Regions from separate parts of the Mus musculus genome. Here region 1 is linked to region 2. The links are chromatin loops, found by intact Hi-C in ENCODE. Cell type or tissue: heart. All regions are shown on one strand. Each heading gives the region's core, and the rest is flanking DNA. Links, peaks and the distances in the headings are about the cores only.

Region 1 (7,743 bases), core at 3,492-5,991, 210 kb before region 2:
CAAGGGCCCATTTTGAAGGAATTTGGGGCTGTAGAGGTGGGGGCTGCAGGAGCCAACACTCCCAGCCTGTGCCAGAGGACACGGCAGGGGAAACTTCTGCGTCTGTGTCCAGCAACTGTGACACGGAGTTGTAAAAAGCAGCTTCCTCTCCTCTCGCGGTGACCCACGAGAATTTTGCGAGCAGTGTGAAGACACAGATTTGCCTAGAAATGAACAGTTTGACCCAGCCTCAGAGAAAAAACCAGAAGGCTTCTTCTCCATTTATTCACAGGTGCTGTGGGGCCCTATGTTACTCCTGGTTGTTGCTGGGGGCTTAGGAGGAATGACACAACTGTCCTATGGCAGGGAGACAGGAAGACAACCTGCCAGCAAAAGGCGGGTTCGGGGGACATTTTGGTGCAGATGAAGAAATGCAGGCACATGCGCAAAGAGGCCCTCAAGGGCCCTGGAAGTCTGCCCTGTGATAAAAATAACTTCCATTTGGCTACTGGGGCCTGAAGATGCACCCACCATTCCTTTTGTAGTTAAAATGTCTTTGTTCTTCTGTTAAGCACAGACCCCCTTGGGAAGACCGTTCCCAGAAGCCTGCTACCTCCCAACCTCTTAACAGAACAGTTTAACAAGCAAGGGAATGCCAGCTACACTTTAGTTGTGTTGGAGACAAGAGAGACAGCAGCAAAGACTCTGTGGGCAGAACTGCTTTCTTCTCCGTACATGGCATCTGTTTAATACAAACAATGAGCCAATGGGGAACCCCAAAGATGCAGGCGCAAGATGGCCTGTCTGCTCCTTGGGCATGCATGGTTCTGCCTGAGCATGTATAGTGGTCCAGAGCGGGGTGTGAACACTGGGTTATGGTGGAAGGGGTCTCATCAAGGGTGCGTGCATTTGGCTTTGTCACCCCCACGTCCTCGGAGCAGAAGGATCTCCACGTGTGGCCGTCAACATAAAGGACCTAAGAGATCCTGAAGGAGAAGACCTTCATCTTCTGCTGGCACTACCATCTTGGTCCCCTTTCTAGTGACGGTCTTTTTGTATTAGTGACGGGAAAGCCGTGATCCACGTCGCTCTTTCCACTCCCAATGCAGACGCGTGGTAATCCACAGGCCAGGGGACTTTAAATGATTTGCTGAAGAGAATCTCCTAAATCCAGTAGCCATCCTAGCTTCCAATGACCCTAGCCCCAGGCTCCAGGATAGAGAGAGTCTGCCTCATCCTTAAACAGGAAACACGCCGCCTTGACCCTGGAGGTGTGTTTGAGAGCAACCTCCAGCCAGAACATCACATGACTTTAACCTAGTTTTCTCCCTATGTTACAGAAAATAAAAGAAAGGGTGACATCAGTGCCTGCCAGCACCCTTGCAGGGAGCTCGACCATGGCTGCCTCGGACCCCTGTGTGCACATCCCTCCTCTCTTGCTGGCCTAGGCAAGTTTGTCTTCCTATCAAAGTGTAAGTTGATGGAATTGTTTTTGAGGAATAAAAGTGGGGAGGAGGAAGAGAAGGAGGAGGAGGAGGAGGAGGAAGAAGAAGAGGCAGAAAAGGAGATTGTGACCAGCACAGAGCACACGTCCAAAATGCCCGAGGAAGGACGCACGTCAGAGGTGGCTGAAAACTATCACCAGAAAGTTGAGTCAGGAGCACTGGCAGCTCGAACATGGTAAAGCAGAAGTGTGGGTAAGAGCCAGATGGCCTCAAGCCTGCCGCTAATACCTATGCGACACAAGCCTCTTTGTGCCTTAGTTTCCCTTTAGTGTCAAGATGTGCCCTGTGTTGTAGGAGTCAATACCAGAAGCACAAGAGAGGCCAGCATGTGGTTTCACCAGTGGGGTCACCATTGTCACTACCCTGGTGACAATGGTGAAGGGCTGCTCCATTTCGCTGCCATTGTTCTGAGGGGGAAAGAAATCATTGCAAGGTGCAGAGAGATACATTCTGGCCAGGCCAAGAGAGGTCTAACTGGGATCTGTGAGTGTCTCCTGGCTTGGGAAAAATGGTCTTCGCAGCTATAATTGAGATGAGGACCGAGAGGGGCTGGAGAGATGGCTCAGTGGTTAGAAGCACTTAATGATCTTGTAGAAGAACTGGGTTCTGTTCCGAGATCCTAGTTGGTGGCTCACAACTGCCTATAACCCAACATCCAGGGGATCCGATGTCCTCTTCTGACTTCTGGGAGTTCCTCGTGCATATGGTATACATAACTCATGCAAGGATGCACACATACACGCAAAAATGATAACTTTTAAATGAAAGACCTAGCAAAGGAATCTTGGGTTGAGGTAGCCTTGAACCTCTATTATAAAAGGAAAGGGGTGGGGACTCAGAAAGGAGAATATCACCCTCATATAGATAAGGCAGGAGGGCCCCAGAGTTGAAGAGAAGCTGGATCTACCTCAGTCTGCTCACAACTCCCAAGATAAGCTTTCCTGCCCACCCCTCCATTTAGACTTTGGCCCCTGGGTATGGGAGGATGTATGTGATGTATGCCTCCATGTTTGAGGTCAATCTTAGGGAAGCCTAAGGAATCCCATGTAGGTGGGCAACGTTGTGGGTTTCGCCCGTGGTGGACACTAAGGAAGCGCTGCTTTAGATCAGCATGTGTCTGCCCCTCAGTCATAGGGTGGATGCTTGAATCTTCTGCTTCCAGAGAGTTTGTGTTCTTGGCTTGGATTTGCATGTACCTGATCATATCATTTCCTGGGGTAATCTGTGTAGCACACATAAGAAGGAAGCATGCAAGGTCATCTGAGGTCACAGCCAGGGCAGGTCACTCACTCTCAGGGTCTGATGATGGGAGCAGCAAGAACCTTACAGGACCAAGGACCCCAAGTGACCTTGAGGGAGCCCTGGCAAGTCTTGGGTTTCCCACCCACCTAGGGGAAAGATTTGGCTATATACTTTCTGGGGTCTCTTCTGCTATGACATCTCAGGGGTCTCTGCAGCTCCCTTCCTCTCAGACAAGGAAGGGAAGCAGAGGAAGAGGAGGGTGTATCGTCTGGCCGTGGGTGGTCCTGGGCTGTGTCCGCCAGCAGAGTGCACGCTGTACGAACTGTGCAAGCTAGGAAGGTGGGCAAGGGTGCCCGTTGGCCATGGTGCACTGCAGTAGCATGGCTGTATCCCAGGCAGGACGCAGACTGCAGGCTGCAGAGGCGCCCCTCCTGGTCTCTTCCCTCAGGACTGAAGCGGACAGGACTCGGAGTTGGTGCAGTTGTTTCTACTGAGCAGGCTTTTTAAAGGGGGTGGGGGGAGTTATACTTTTCCTTCCCGAGTGTATGCATGTGTGTGCATGTGTGCACATGCACGTATGCAGACATCCACACATAATCACTTTCTCCTTCACTGTCCTTTCTCATACTCTTGAGTTTATAATAAATGTAAAACCTGAGAATACCTTCTTCCCCCTCACCCTCTGCCATCTCTCCGCGTGTCTGTTCTGAGCATTCCCCTGTGGATTAGAGCAGAATGAGCTATTTAACCATATCTGCATTTAAAGTGCATTTTCTCCTGGAACTTTCTCAATTAAATCCTTGCCTCAATCTTAGATGATATTGACTCACACGGAGGCAGGAGCACAAACTTCAGGAGCCAAAGACACCTCAGGGTAAAAGTGACACTTAGTGCCCTCCCTCCACATCTCTTGTGCACACGCGGTTTGAAATATTTTTTCTTTTTAGCGACAATACAAAAGCAGGTGCTTCCCGGACTGTCTGGTGGGCAGAGAGGAGCCGGCTTCTTTCCCCTCTGGGAGAAAGCACCGAGGGCCACCTGTCACTGTCACCTTTGCCTCTGGCTCTGAACACAAAGCTTCAGGAGTCCAAAGAGTCTTCCACCCTCCCTCCTCTTCATCATCTCCAGGTAAGCAAGTCTAGAAGGCAGAACAAAGCCCCAGACGGCTCTGGAGACGTGCCTACAGGAGTGGGCATCCTGCAGTATCAGGGATTTAAATTAAACTGGGGAGGGATGCTGGGGGTGGGTGGGGGGATGGGGAGAGACCAGCCCCGCCTGCAGCACGTTGTTCCCTGCACCCAGCTGACACTTTGATTTTTGGGTCCTGCCTCTCCAGCAGCAGTCTGCAACTTGCCAGCCATCCCAACCGTTCAGCAGCTGAGCAGGAGAGAGAGGTAACTTTCGGGCATGGGTGTGCTGTTGCTGGGTGCTAGTGACGTTTCCTGCCTAGGTAGTTACCTCTCATTCGGTTTTCAGAAAAGCTGTCTCCCCTGAGGCGCTGGAGTCCTCTCTCCCTGCACTTTGCAGAAACTCTGATTTCAATGAACTCCATCTACCCAGGCTCTTTCCTGCATGGCTTGCCAGCCTAGCAGCATAGCGAAAGCTGAGTCAGTTGCTCGCGGGAGTCAATTTAAAAATAATTTAAAATGCTATTTAAATTCTTTGGGGTGAAAAAGCGGGGGGTGTTCTTTCTCGTGTGGGTTTCACGTGTGTGCATCTTGTGTTTTAATTAGCTGTAGAAAATTTAAGTTTGTGGAGGAAATCACGATGGGGGTGTATGATTAAAAAAAAAAAAAAAAAAAAAAAAAAAACTACTCCATTGCAGTCTCCGCTGCAGTCCCAGCAACCTGGTTTAACTGCGGAGGCTCTCGGTACAGTCTCCTCTCTCTTTACCCTTGCCAGAGTCTGGGAGTCTGATCCCCACCTGCAGGGCCTCTCCAAGCTTCCCCTCCACGGCCTCGTCTCCTTACCCACCCACCCTCTGCATAGGACCCGGGTAAGTAAGCTGATGTCGGGGACAGCTGGGGTTTGAAGGAGAATTTGGACACTGCAGCTTTAAGAATGCCAGTGCCGTACTGCGAAATCTTTCTCCTTCAAGTGACTGCAGAACCTCCGCCGTGGCTGCAGTGGGAGGAGGTGGCTGGAGGTGGGGTGGAGGGAGAAAAGGGGTGCCCACTCCCGGGTGGGTCAGCTCGTTGGGTACCTTGACCTGAGATGCTCTCGGCCCCAGGCGAACCCGAAACACAATTGGGGCGCACTTTCTCCGTTAGTTTCTTTCTCACGCGCTGGGGGCGGAGACCCTGCGGACTTCCTGATGAGTTTGGGCTCAGTCCTGCCTGGGTGCATGTCATCTGCTGCCTTGCACATGTGGCTCGCTGGCTCTTTAAGCCCTGTGCACTGGAGCTGGAGAAGGCTGGTCTGAGCTGTGGCGATCTTCAGCAGGGCTTGCACCCTGGGGATGCGGAGGCAGCTCCATGGCCTTGTTCCCGGGCCATGCCCAGGGTACAGCTGAATTTCCCTGAATTTACTGAGAGGAGCGCGGGAGGGGAACTCAGTCGAGATGACTTGCTCTTCCTGGGACAGAGGTTTCTGTGTAAAAGAAAGGATGAAACCCCTTTGGCTGGCAAAAAGTGCTGACTGGCCCGCGCTGTGGAGTGGGGGAGGGGCCCCCCTGAAGAGCTCCCCTAGATAGAGTCACCTGCACAGAAAATGGGTAGAAATGCACTCTGGCTATGGATTCTTTCTGGGCAAGGTCCAAGCACCCTGAGGCACCTGAGCTGTGTCTCTGTTACCCAGACTTCTGTGTGCCCAGTCAGAGCACCACCCCAATGCCGTGGAGCCAGCTGGCTTAGTTCCAGGCTAGTACTGCTGGCGTGGCATCCCAGACGCACAGTACTTGGGTCCAGGTCTGCATTGGGGGGTGATGTCACAAAGGGCCAACCGGTAACATCTGTCTGGCACCGAACATCTGTCTGGCACTGAAGGACTCCGTTCCTTGTGATTCCTCTTTTGACCAGAGGGAGAGAGAGAAAAAAAAAATCCTCGGTCTCATAAAACTTCAGTTCAAAAGCTATGCAGCAAACCTCTCAAATATAAATTCCCCGGGCAGCCTCTGAAACAGCAATCCGTGTTAACTGCTGAGCTGATAGAGGGAAGTGACCTCCACGGGTGCCTGTGGGGTGTTCTGGGTCTGCACTCCCCAGGGGGCTGCTGCTGCCGGGCACCCAGCTCACACAGCACACTACGATCTTCAGGGAAATGTGCACCTCTAGATAAATATTTTATGGGGTGTTGGACCGCATACTTACCTCACCTGGAAAAGCACCAGGGGTTGAACGTAAACCCCCTATGGGCTTTGCACACACACCTCTTTATCCCTGCTGACCAGACTGCCCTTAGCTCATTTTGCAAAATGCATTCCCTGTATATCCAAAACTGTCTTTGATTAATCAACAACTTTAATTTTGGGGTACAATTGTTTTTGAGCCAGCCCAGTGTACCTGAACATGTCATTAGAATCCCCAACACATGAGTTTTGTCTTTTTTTTTTTTTTTTTTTTTTTTAGATCATTGTCCCATGGTGCCTAAGATGGACCTGACTTGGACATCACTAGGCCTGATTCTAGCTCGCCCCAGCTCTGCCCCACAAGCCCAGAAGCTACTAGGGCGTGTCATCTGGCTCTGGACTGACCATTCTCCCCCATCCCTGAGATGGACATCTCTGTGACCTCCCCAACCTGGGGGAGGACAAAAGAATGAGGCAGGTGTGCCTAGGCAAAAGGTTCTCCAGTCTGTCCCTCCCGAGGCAGGGATGACAAACCAGTACTATGGGTAATTAGCCAAGGGAGAAGCCTGCAAGTATCAGCTGCAGAGCAAATGCCATCAGGGGTCCACTGGCCACCTAAAGGGACATCAGATGGTACAGGAAGTTCTGAGAGGAAGCAGGTGCCCAGCATTCTCATACTGCTAAGGCTTGTCAAAGTAATAGTTCATACTGCCAGTGTGAAATGAACAATAGGCCAGACACCTAGCTTCCCTAAGCATCTCACTGCAAGAGATTCTTGCCTTAGACGGGCATTGTCAGGGCCAAAGTGACCACACCAACTTGGTTTGAGGGGATGATATGGCAAGCTAGCACAGCGGCTTCAGAGAGAAACAGGGATGGGGACTGCTGGACCTTAGCATCCTTAGACACCTTTATCTCTCAGTAGCAGGACAGGGAGCCGCTGCTGAGAGGGCAGATGGGTTGGGAGAGCTCGAGTCTCCAAGGTGTCTCAGACAGAAAATCCAGGGCAGGTGGTGGTAACCTCCACATCTTCCAGTGACCCCTACAAGATTCAGCCGGGCTTGGGGGATGCCTCAAATCTCGTGCATGGCCTTGTGCTTCACCCCGAGTTCTAGGTGGAGACTTACATGACTCTGAGTAGACCATAGACCTAGAAAGCTCTCTCTCTCTCTCTCTCTCTCTCTCTCTCTCTCTCTCCATCATCCAGAGTGCTCAGAGTAGTGAATTATAGTACAGCAACGCTAATGAGGGGAAATGAGGCTAGCACAGTTTCCCTGAATCAGAAGGGGGGTGCAGTAAGATGCTGAAGCCTGTATGCTCTGGTCCCAGGGCAGAGGGAGCCATCCATCCTGTGCACTGGCTCCTGGGACGCCTCAACTGCACCAGCGCTGACTCAGGGTCCTTTTCTCCAGCTCTTCTACCCTAGCCTTGGCCAGCCAAGCCCTTGAAGCTAGATTCTCTCAGGCTCCTTGCGCAGGGGCAGTTGGAGCCCAGACTGCTGCAGGCCCTCCTCCCCCCACCCCCGCCCTCCCCTCCTGGGCCAAGTCAGCAGTGCTGACGGCTGCGGGGCTGCAGCAGCGGCGGCGATGCAGAGACCCTGCACCACTGCTCAGGGCGGGCGCAGTGCTCTGCCCGCACCCGCGTCCCGACGGCCACCTCCTGGTGGCTGCGCGTAGCCCGCGCCGGGTAGACCCGACCGGACGGCGGCGCTGATTGGTGCAGCGAGTGAGT
Region 2 (7,743 bases), core at 3,439-5,938:
TCCCTTCAGTTCTATAGTGAAGTGTGTGCACGGCAGGAGTTGAAAGCCGATTTCTGTAGTGTTTGAGATGAGATCGGGTCCCTAGGCAGCTCAAGTTTGTCTCGATTTGATGGCTACTTTTTTTCTTTTGATTAGTATTACACATTGTGGTTGGGGATGGAGGTCAGAGGACAGCTTGATCAGGTGTGACTGACTGCAGGTGCCTTTGCCCCTGAGCCATCTCGTGGGTTCCAAGATAGGGTTTTGTTTGTCTGTCTTATTTTAAAATATTGTTTGGTTTTGGGTTTGTTTGTTTGGTTTTTTTTGGACAGGGTTTCTCCTTGTAACTTATCTGTTCAGGAACTAGCTCTGTAGATTAAAGGCTCACATTAGCACTGACTGGCTAGCTATCATCACTTTTATTTTTTCTCTTTTCTTCATTTCTTTCTTTTTCTCTTTTCTTTTCTTTTCTTTCTTTCTTTCTTTCTTTCTTTCTTTCTTTCTCTTTCTTTTTTTTTTTTTTTTGACAAGGTCTCATCACTATGCCCCATCTGAATTAGAATTCACTATGTAGACCAGGCAGGCCTTGAACTCAGAAATCCGCCTGCCTCTGCCTACCCACAGCTGTGGTTAAACACCAGCTTTATTTTCTTCATCAGAAGGGTGAAATGGCTCCACCCTGCGCTTCCGGACGTTTGTCACATCATTGTGGAATATTACTAGTCTAGACTTTTGAGAAATGCGTCGGGACGACTTGAGTATGAGTCTCAAGAACTGGTAGGTCAAGAACATCGAGGCCACAAGCAGGGGAAAGAAGTATTAGATCTTTAAACAAAGGAACATTAACATGGATGAAGAATAAATCCACACTGAGCTAGTACACCAGAGAAGTAAGGAAAGTTCTAAAGTAGGGTGGAGTGGCTGGGTGGGTGTAGCACAAAGGTACTGCCTTATTAGCGTGAGCTGGACAGTAGGATTCGGTACCCTCCACACAGTAACAAATGATTAGGTAATATTAAGGGAAAGGTCACTTTCCCTTGGCTACCTCGGCCTGAGACTCACTACAGCAAGGACAAAAGGACGGGGTCACCTTGGCAGATGGCACCAGAGAGCCAGGACCAGCGGCGAGGGCGCTCAGTGCGCAGGCGCAGTATCCATGCATTTCCCCCTCATCCCCCCCACCCCCACCCAATTCCACGCGGGAGTGAGGCCCTCTGGCCGCGCATCAACGTTTCCACACCGCCGGGGGCTCCAGAACCTCCCGGTGGGGGGTTGGCCGGCTGGAGGGCCGAGCCGCGAAGGTCATCAGCAAGGTCGTGGGCCGGACGTGTGGCGCCGCAGCCACGCCGAGTGCGTGTGAGACTCGGAGTACGTGCGGCGGGCTCAAGCCCTCATGCCCGCCGCGCAGCCCAGCCCCGCCCCGCCCCGCATCCGGGCTCCGTAGACCCTCGGCCGGGCCCCAGGTTCCCAGCCGGAGGCTCGCCAGGCATTCCAGCTATGCCCCAAGCAGGCTAGGCCCAGAAAGGCAGGACAACCCCCGCCCCCGTGCCCTCGCCCCTAGTCTGGGCAGGCCGAGCGGCCGCCTCGGTCACGCTCTTCTATTGGAGTGATGGCACGCTGAGCCAATGGGGAGGCGGCGCGGAGGGAGGGCGGGCCCGAAAGGGGAGAACTGGGCGGGGCTTAACGAGCAGGAAAGGAAGACAGAGTGGGAGGCGCTTAGTGCTGCTCCGGTACAGGGTCGCGCTCGCGTCTGTCCTTAAGGCTCTCCTCGGTGTCCACGGCACCCTCTTTCCTTGCTTTGCAGCGATCCTACTGCCAGGTATGGTCCTTGTCTCCACCGGGGTCAGCTCTCCTACTAGCTTCGCTTGGGGACCCGGTGGGCACGTGCACCCACTAGCCTGGGCGGGAGCCGCTATCCGGGGAGCACTCGGGTCAGCCTCGTGGAAGGACGCAGGCTCTTGGAGGGTGGAGGTGTGAGCCCCACCAGTGATCACCGAGTTTCAGGGTTGCAATGTAACCGGGTTCCCAAGCAGACAACAGCAAATGCAGACCACGGATGATCGCGGCCGTGGAGAATAGAAAAGTACTTTCTGTGTAGTTAAGTGGAAGGTTTCAGAGGGAGGGAGAGCAACTTAAACCCCCGATGCTCATTAAATCCTTTCTCAGAATGGAAGGGCCAGAAATAAGGATGCCCAAGAGGCAGAGCGCCACACCCTAGTAGATCCTGCTGGGGCTGTAGCTCCTGGACCGCAATCGAGCGTCACTGGGCGGGAGTGGTCCAGCCCATCTCTGCTGTGGAATATTCCTGACCTGTGAGTGTCGGTTAGGTACTAAGAGTAGAGGAAATTGCAGCAGTCCCGTTGGATAATTGGGAAGCCCTCAGGAGACCTCGACGCAATTAGGCAAGAGCTACAGGTTTCCTGGGTGGCTACTAGCCGGCCGTGAACTGACTTAAGATGCATTTAAGAAAACTTCCTGTTCGTTCTGGCCTAGGCAGTGTGGTTCCTTGGCTGACTCGCTTTCGGGATAGACCACAGCTAGTCTGCTGATTAGCCTGACCGATAGGTCCACTTTTCTGCCCTTGGTCTGGCGTTCAATCCAGATAAAGACAGAGTGGGTGAGATTTTCTTCCTTTGGTTAAATACGTTTGCTGCCTAGCCTAAAGATCCAAGCTAGATAAAAAGGGTGGAGGGAGGGATCAACTCCTACAAGTTGTAAGGTCTTTGCAGAGCAAAGTGTGGCACGTGGGTGCTCCTCCGCCCCCATAAAGGAACCAGCCATGGAGATGCACACATGAAAGTGTAGCGCTAGGGATGCTGAGGCTGGAGGATCACTGAGTTCTGGTCAGTCTGGCATTCATAGAATCGGGCGAGTAAGAGAGAAGACAAAAGAGTATGGTTGAGGAATAGTAAGGTTTTGTAACATGGTAGGTAAAAAGTAGATACTTTATTCTTGGTGAGTGTACAAAGATCCTTTGTCTTAGAGAAGACAAAACCACAGAAGTAACTTCTGTGGAAAAAAAAGCTGCCTTTGCTTCAGTGCTTGCCACAAAAGATGTGAGGAACCTAGTTAGATAATAATAGCCTCTGAATGCTGTATTGTCTTCATGTCTCATCCAGTTTAGCTACAGAATCTATTTGGTTTCTTTCTTGGAAAGCCTGCTGGGGAAGAAGTAAGAAAGGGACTTGCAGTTTGTTGCCAAATATCCTCTTCCTCTCAGGATGTTTTTCTAATTAAACATCTACTTTGAATACCTTTTAAAAGCGAGACAAGGTGCCCTTTTGAAATGTACTAACCAGAAGTCCTAGCTCTTGCCTAAATATGGCGGAGATTGAACCCAGGACCTCCCACGTGCTAGCCAGCATGGCCACCAGGCCAAGAATGGCAGGATCATTGACCACAGGCCAAGGAGTTTGGGGTTCTGGCCTCCTGCCTCACACTTTCTTACTGGTTATCAAATCTGTGTCAGCTGAATATTCTGCTCTTGTCATGGGTGCAATTTGATGAATTAGGGTTTCTCTTTTTCCCACAATTAAACTGCTTTGAAATGTCACATTTCCCTCTGGTCTCCAGGTCAGTTTAACCTCTGACCTTCCTTCACTGTTGCTTCCCACTTCCTTCTCTGTGGAGCCAGAACACTGTTCTATGCAGTCAGAGGATTTAATTTGCCCACAGTACAGGTAGCTTCTGAGGGCTTTCTGTAGGAGTGGTTTATTTCATTGTGCCATGTTGACCTCAAGCTTGGCGGGAAGTCCAAGCCACCGACCTGCTGTGTAAGGAGTAGTCCTCGCTCCCCAAACCCTCACTGATGAGTGACTTTCCTGTATGTTACCTAACGCATAGCCCATTTGGTACCTGTCAAGTCCAGGACCCCTCAGAGGTGATGGCCTTGGAATGAATTAACCTCTGTGTCACTGTTTATTGGTGATATGAATGTTTTTCCTCCTACAGAAATTCGCCATGTCTATTCTCAGGATCCACGCCAGAGAGATCTTTGACTCCCGTGGGAATCCCACTGTTGAGGTCGATCTGTACACCGCAAAAGGTACATGCACCCACTCTGTTTCTTGGTTTCTTCTCACTGAGAATGGGGTCAGGGTGGCAAGGCAGAGTCCCTCTGTCTGATCCTTCCACGCACTGAGATTACAGGCATCTGCCACCATGCCTTGTTTCTTGGTATTTAAGACAGGATGTGGGTTGGGTTCACTGGGACGGGGAAGTAAGGGAGGGCAAGTTCCAAATTCACACCACAGCGTTGTAAAAAAAAAAACTTACATTAAGAAATTGTCTGGGTGTGGTGGCTAAAGCTTTTAATCTCAGCACTTGTGCCTGCTGCAAGGGGGAGAACTTTTTGAGACTAGCCTGGGCTACACAGCAAGGCCTAAATTGCTCTACTAAAAAAAAAAAAAAAAAAACTCAAGCCCAACCTGTGCTAATTTCAGCATCTGCATTCAGAGGTGCGTGTAGTGGGTGCAATAGGAAAGAGACCCGAGGAAGATGTGGCAATGGACCCGAAGAGCTCTGAGGGCCTGCCAGTCTGAGCTGAGTCATTGTGTGACTCAGAATTCAAGCACCAGAGCGCAGCCCTACCTACCCATTGTCCCATCCCCCAGGAAATGAAGGCTCCTCAAATCATCAGGGAGAGCCTGCCTGTGCACTGCCGCCTTTGTCTTTGCTAGGGCTTCTCTGCTGTGACCCGGTGAATACCAAGAATGCTAGGTGGCATCAGGTGTCAGATAACAAGGGATAGCTCCACCTACTGGTGACATTGTACATGACATAAGGTTTCTTAGCAAGGGATGGCTCCACCTACTGGTGCAGCTTTATGCTTAAAGACAAGATGGAAGGGCATCTCACTGTAGCCCTTTTTAAAGACTTTAATTTTTTAATTTAATTTCTTAAGACTTTAGTCTTAATGCTTTCACCTGCCAGTTAAGAGCAGTATTTACAATAATTAGTATATTTTGCATAAGACCTCCTGTGTTTGTAGCCCACACTGGTCTCAAATCCTCTTTCTTGGGTGCTGAGATTAGAGCTGTGGGCCCCACTATTGGCCTAAGTCTCTGTGAGTGCAGGGGTGGGGGGGGGTGATTCAGATAGGAAATGCCTGCTGTTCAGACATGAGGCTCAGGGTCCAATCCCCAGTAGCCACATAAAAACCCAGGCCTAGCAGCAGCACTGGAGGGACAGGATGTCAGCTAATGCTGCCAAATTGGTAAACCCCAGGCTCAATGAAACCTTGAGTCAACGCCTGGCTTCCACACCTTGTCTTAGATTGAAGTGAGTGAGATTTTTATGTATTGTCTAAATGTTCCTGAGGGTTGAACTCTGCACACAGTGCAGATAGTACTGGGGTGGGGGGATACTTGATTTTTTTTTTTTTTTTTTTTTTTTTTTTTTAAAGAAGAGTCTTGCTTTGGTCCCCTTTGGCCTCAGACTCAGATCCTGCTGCCTCAGCCTCCGGTGTTTTGGGATTACAGGCATGTGCCATGCCCAGTGCTGAATTTCGCACCTCTATTCCAGGTCTCTTCCGAGCTGCGGTGCCCAGCGGTGCGTCCACTGGCATCTACGAGGCCCTAGAACTCCGAGACAATGATAAGACCCGCTTCATGGGGAAGGGTAAGGATGGGAACCCAGTCACACCCTCACTCGCCAGCCCCTCTTGCGTTCCCCAGGCATTCTCACCTGTAGCACTCCTCACATAGGAAAGGCAGCAGGGTAGCCTACCAACACCCACCTTCCTAAGCCTGGAAACCTGGCATGGAAGTCCTAGGAGACTGGTTGCTGATCTGCTAATATCACTTCCTCCCAGAAGGGTCTGATGCGTGCCATCAGTGGGGACATGTAGACAGTTCTGTTGGCTTTTCTGGTGCCCACTCGACAGGGTCAGCCTGGGCAAATCAGCTCCCACATCTCTGGTGTGGAGTCTGCCTGTCCTAGGTGCAGCAGTCAGCACACTGCCTTTTTCCCTGATAGAGTATTAGCCCTGCATGCTGTCTGGTCTTTCTAAAGAAAGACTGTTACTGTAACCAATAGTGGCGAGGGCAGCAACTGGGGAAAGCCTCCAAAGACAGGGAAGGTTGTGTCAGAGGGGGGTCTCAGGGCTAAGGAGCCAGCCAGGGTGAGGAGAAGCCTGACTTCTCGAGTGCTCCTGCCTCTTCTTTCCTCACTCTTTCCTCTGTGTCCTCTGAAGCCTGTTCTCTCCTGAGTCTCTTCTTCCTTCTCTATTCACCTCTAATGGGCAGGCGTCTCCAGACCCGTTAAGTATGTTAATGAGTTCCTGGCACCAGCCTTGTGCACTCAGGTAACACCCCAGGCATCCGAGTGTGCAGCTGGTCTGCCTGGTGCATGGTCTTGAACTAACACCCCTCAAAGCACCCTGGGCTGATGGCTCTTGTGTGGCTCTAACCCCCTGGGGTGCTAGGGAAGAGCACTCAGATTGGGCCAGAAAGCCCCATTGTGGGGGAAGTGGGTAGGGCTCTAACGAGATGCTGTGGAGGCTCTTTGGGCTTCTGGGCCCATGACTTCCAGTGCTCCAGCAAGGCTGCTCAAGCCTGTGTACTGTAACTGTGTAAGTAATTTCATGATTGTTCCTTCTAGGTGTCTCACAGGCTGTTGAGCACATCAATAAAACTATTGCGCCTGCTCTGGTTAGCAAGGTAGGACCCATCTCCTGGTAACTACTCTGTATCCATGCCACCAGAGCAAGGACCAGGCCTCTCCTGTTCACAGAATAGCTTACTCTGAGAGCTTTGGAAGCTGGCAGGATTCCTTCTTGCATGAGTCTAACCTGCCTGCTGCCAGTGTGTGCCTTTGCTTCTGAAAGCACCTGAAACTGGACCAGACTGGGCGGGGTAGGGGAGGGGACGCTCGACATGTTTCCTGCTGCTCTCTTGACCTTTTGGGGCTCATGGTCCAGATTTTAATATCAGCTTTGTATGTCATGTGGGATGGCTGCATATGGACTTGGAAATTTGTTGTGCTTTTGGGGTGGGGTTGGCTTTGTTGCAGACTGTGGGGCTGGGGTAATGCTCAGGTGGCAGGAGTGTGTAGATGCTTACTGCAGACTATAGTCCCAAACACTGCATAAAGTAGGGGCCTGCAGTTCTAGTATTAGGAGATAGGCAGAACTCTACCCCAGCCCCATCTTATTTGATGTATACATACTGTGTGTAAACCCCTGAATTCAACACTTTCCCTCATCTCAAAAAAAAAAAAAATCATTTGAGGCTGGAAGAAAAGCTCAGTAGAATGGCACCTGCTGCTCTTCCAGAGGATCTGAGTTGAGCTTGCTCCTAGCACCAGTGTCAGGTGGCGACCTGCTCCAGGCCTTAGGCAGACCGCAGTAAGTCTGCCGTAAAGGAAATGAACCCACAGCTTTGGCTAGGATAGTGAGCCTTTGTGGTTCTTTTCAAGTCACTTCTTAGAGGGAACCACTGGCCATCCATCCTTCCTGTTTGCTAACATCTAGTTCCTCCCTCTTGAATTCACAAAGTCACCCTGTACCATCCAGTTATTTTGTCCCCAACGAGCCTGTGCAATGCTGTGATTGGTTCTTTTTGTCTAGTCTCCAGACAGTTGCTCATTACAACTGTCTGCGCCCTCTCCTCCAGTCTCCTGGGCACCTCCTAGGCCTTCCTCAATCACACTTGGGGAGGCTTAGCCTCTGGGAACTTTCTGCTTGGGCAAATGTTTGCCTTCTTCTGCAATTCCTTGTTAAACAAAACAGCAAGACCATCACTCACACGGCACGGTGGCGATCTA

The links. A loop is a pair of places that touch in the nucleus more often than their neighbours do. Peaks named below come from ENCODE experiments on the same cell type or tissue, not always from the same donor. Only the 100,000 strongest peaks of a DNase experiment are listed, where the experiment ranks them.
Region 1: a loop joins it to region 2, with 2.5 times the contacts of the local background. A loop is called at or near these places in 3 of 42 quality-filtered maps.

What each region holds. Positions count from the first base shown.
Region 1 is chr4:150,025,779-150,033,521 of GRCm38, forward strand. Gm13067 (a long non-coding RNA gene) reads left to right here and starts at 3,627. Exons shown (of 7, transcript XR_390962.2): 1 at 3,627-3,854; 2 at 4,063-4,120; 3 at 4,629-4,722; 4 at 6,293-7,743. In heart, for the core only: no CTCF peak of the experiment used is centred there; DNase peaks (open chromatin) are centred at 4,813, 4,983 and 5,513; H3K4me3 peaks cover 2,035 bases; H3K27ac peaks cover 651 bases; H3K27me3 peaks cover 1,854 bases.
Region 2 is chr4:150,235,543-150,243,285 of GRCm38, forward strand. Eno1 (enolase 1, alpha non-neuron) reads left to right here and starts at 1,655. Exons shown (of 12, transcript NM_023119.2): 1 at 1,655-1,798; 2 at 3,931-4,024; 3 at 5,503-5,598; 4 at 6,580-6,638. The coding sequence starts at 3,940. In heart, for the core only: a CTCF peak has its summit at 4,771 (motif pointing left); DNase peaks (open chromatin) are centred at 4,139, 4,649 and 5,153; H3K4me3 peaks cover 2,028 bases; H3K27ac peaks cover 1,717 bases.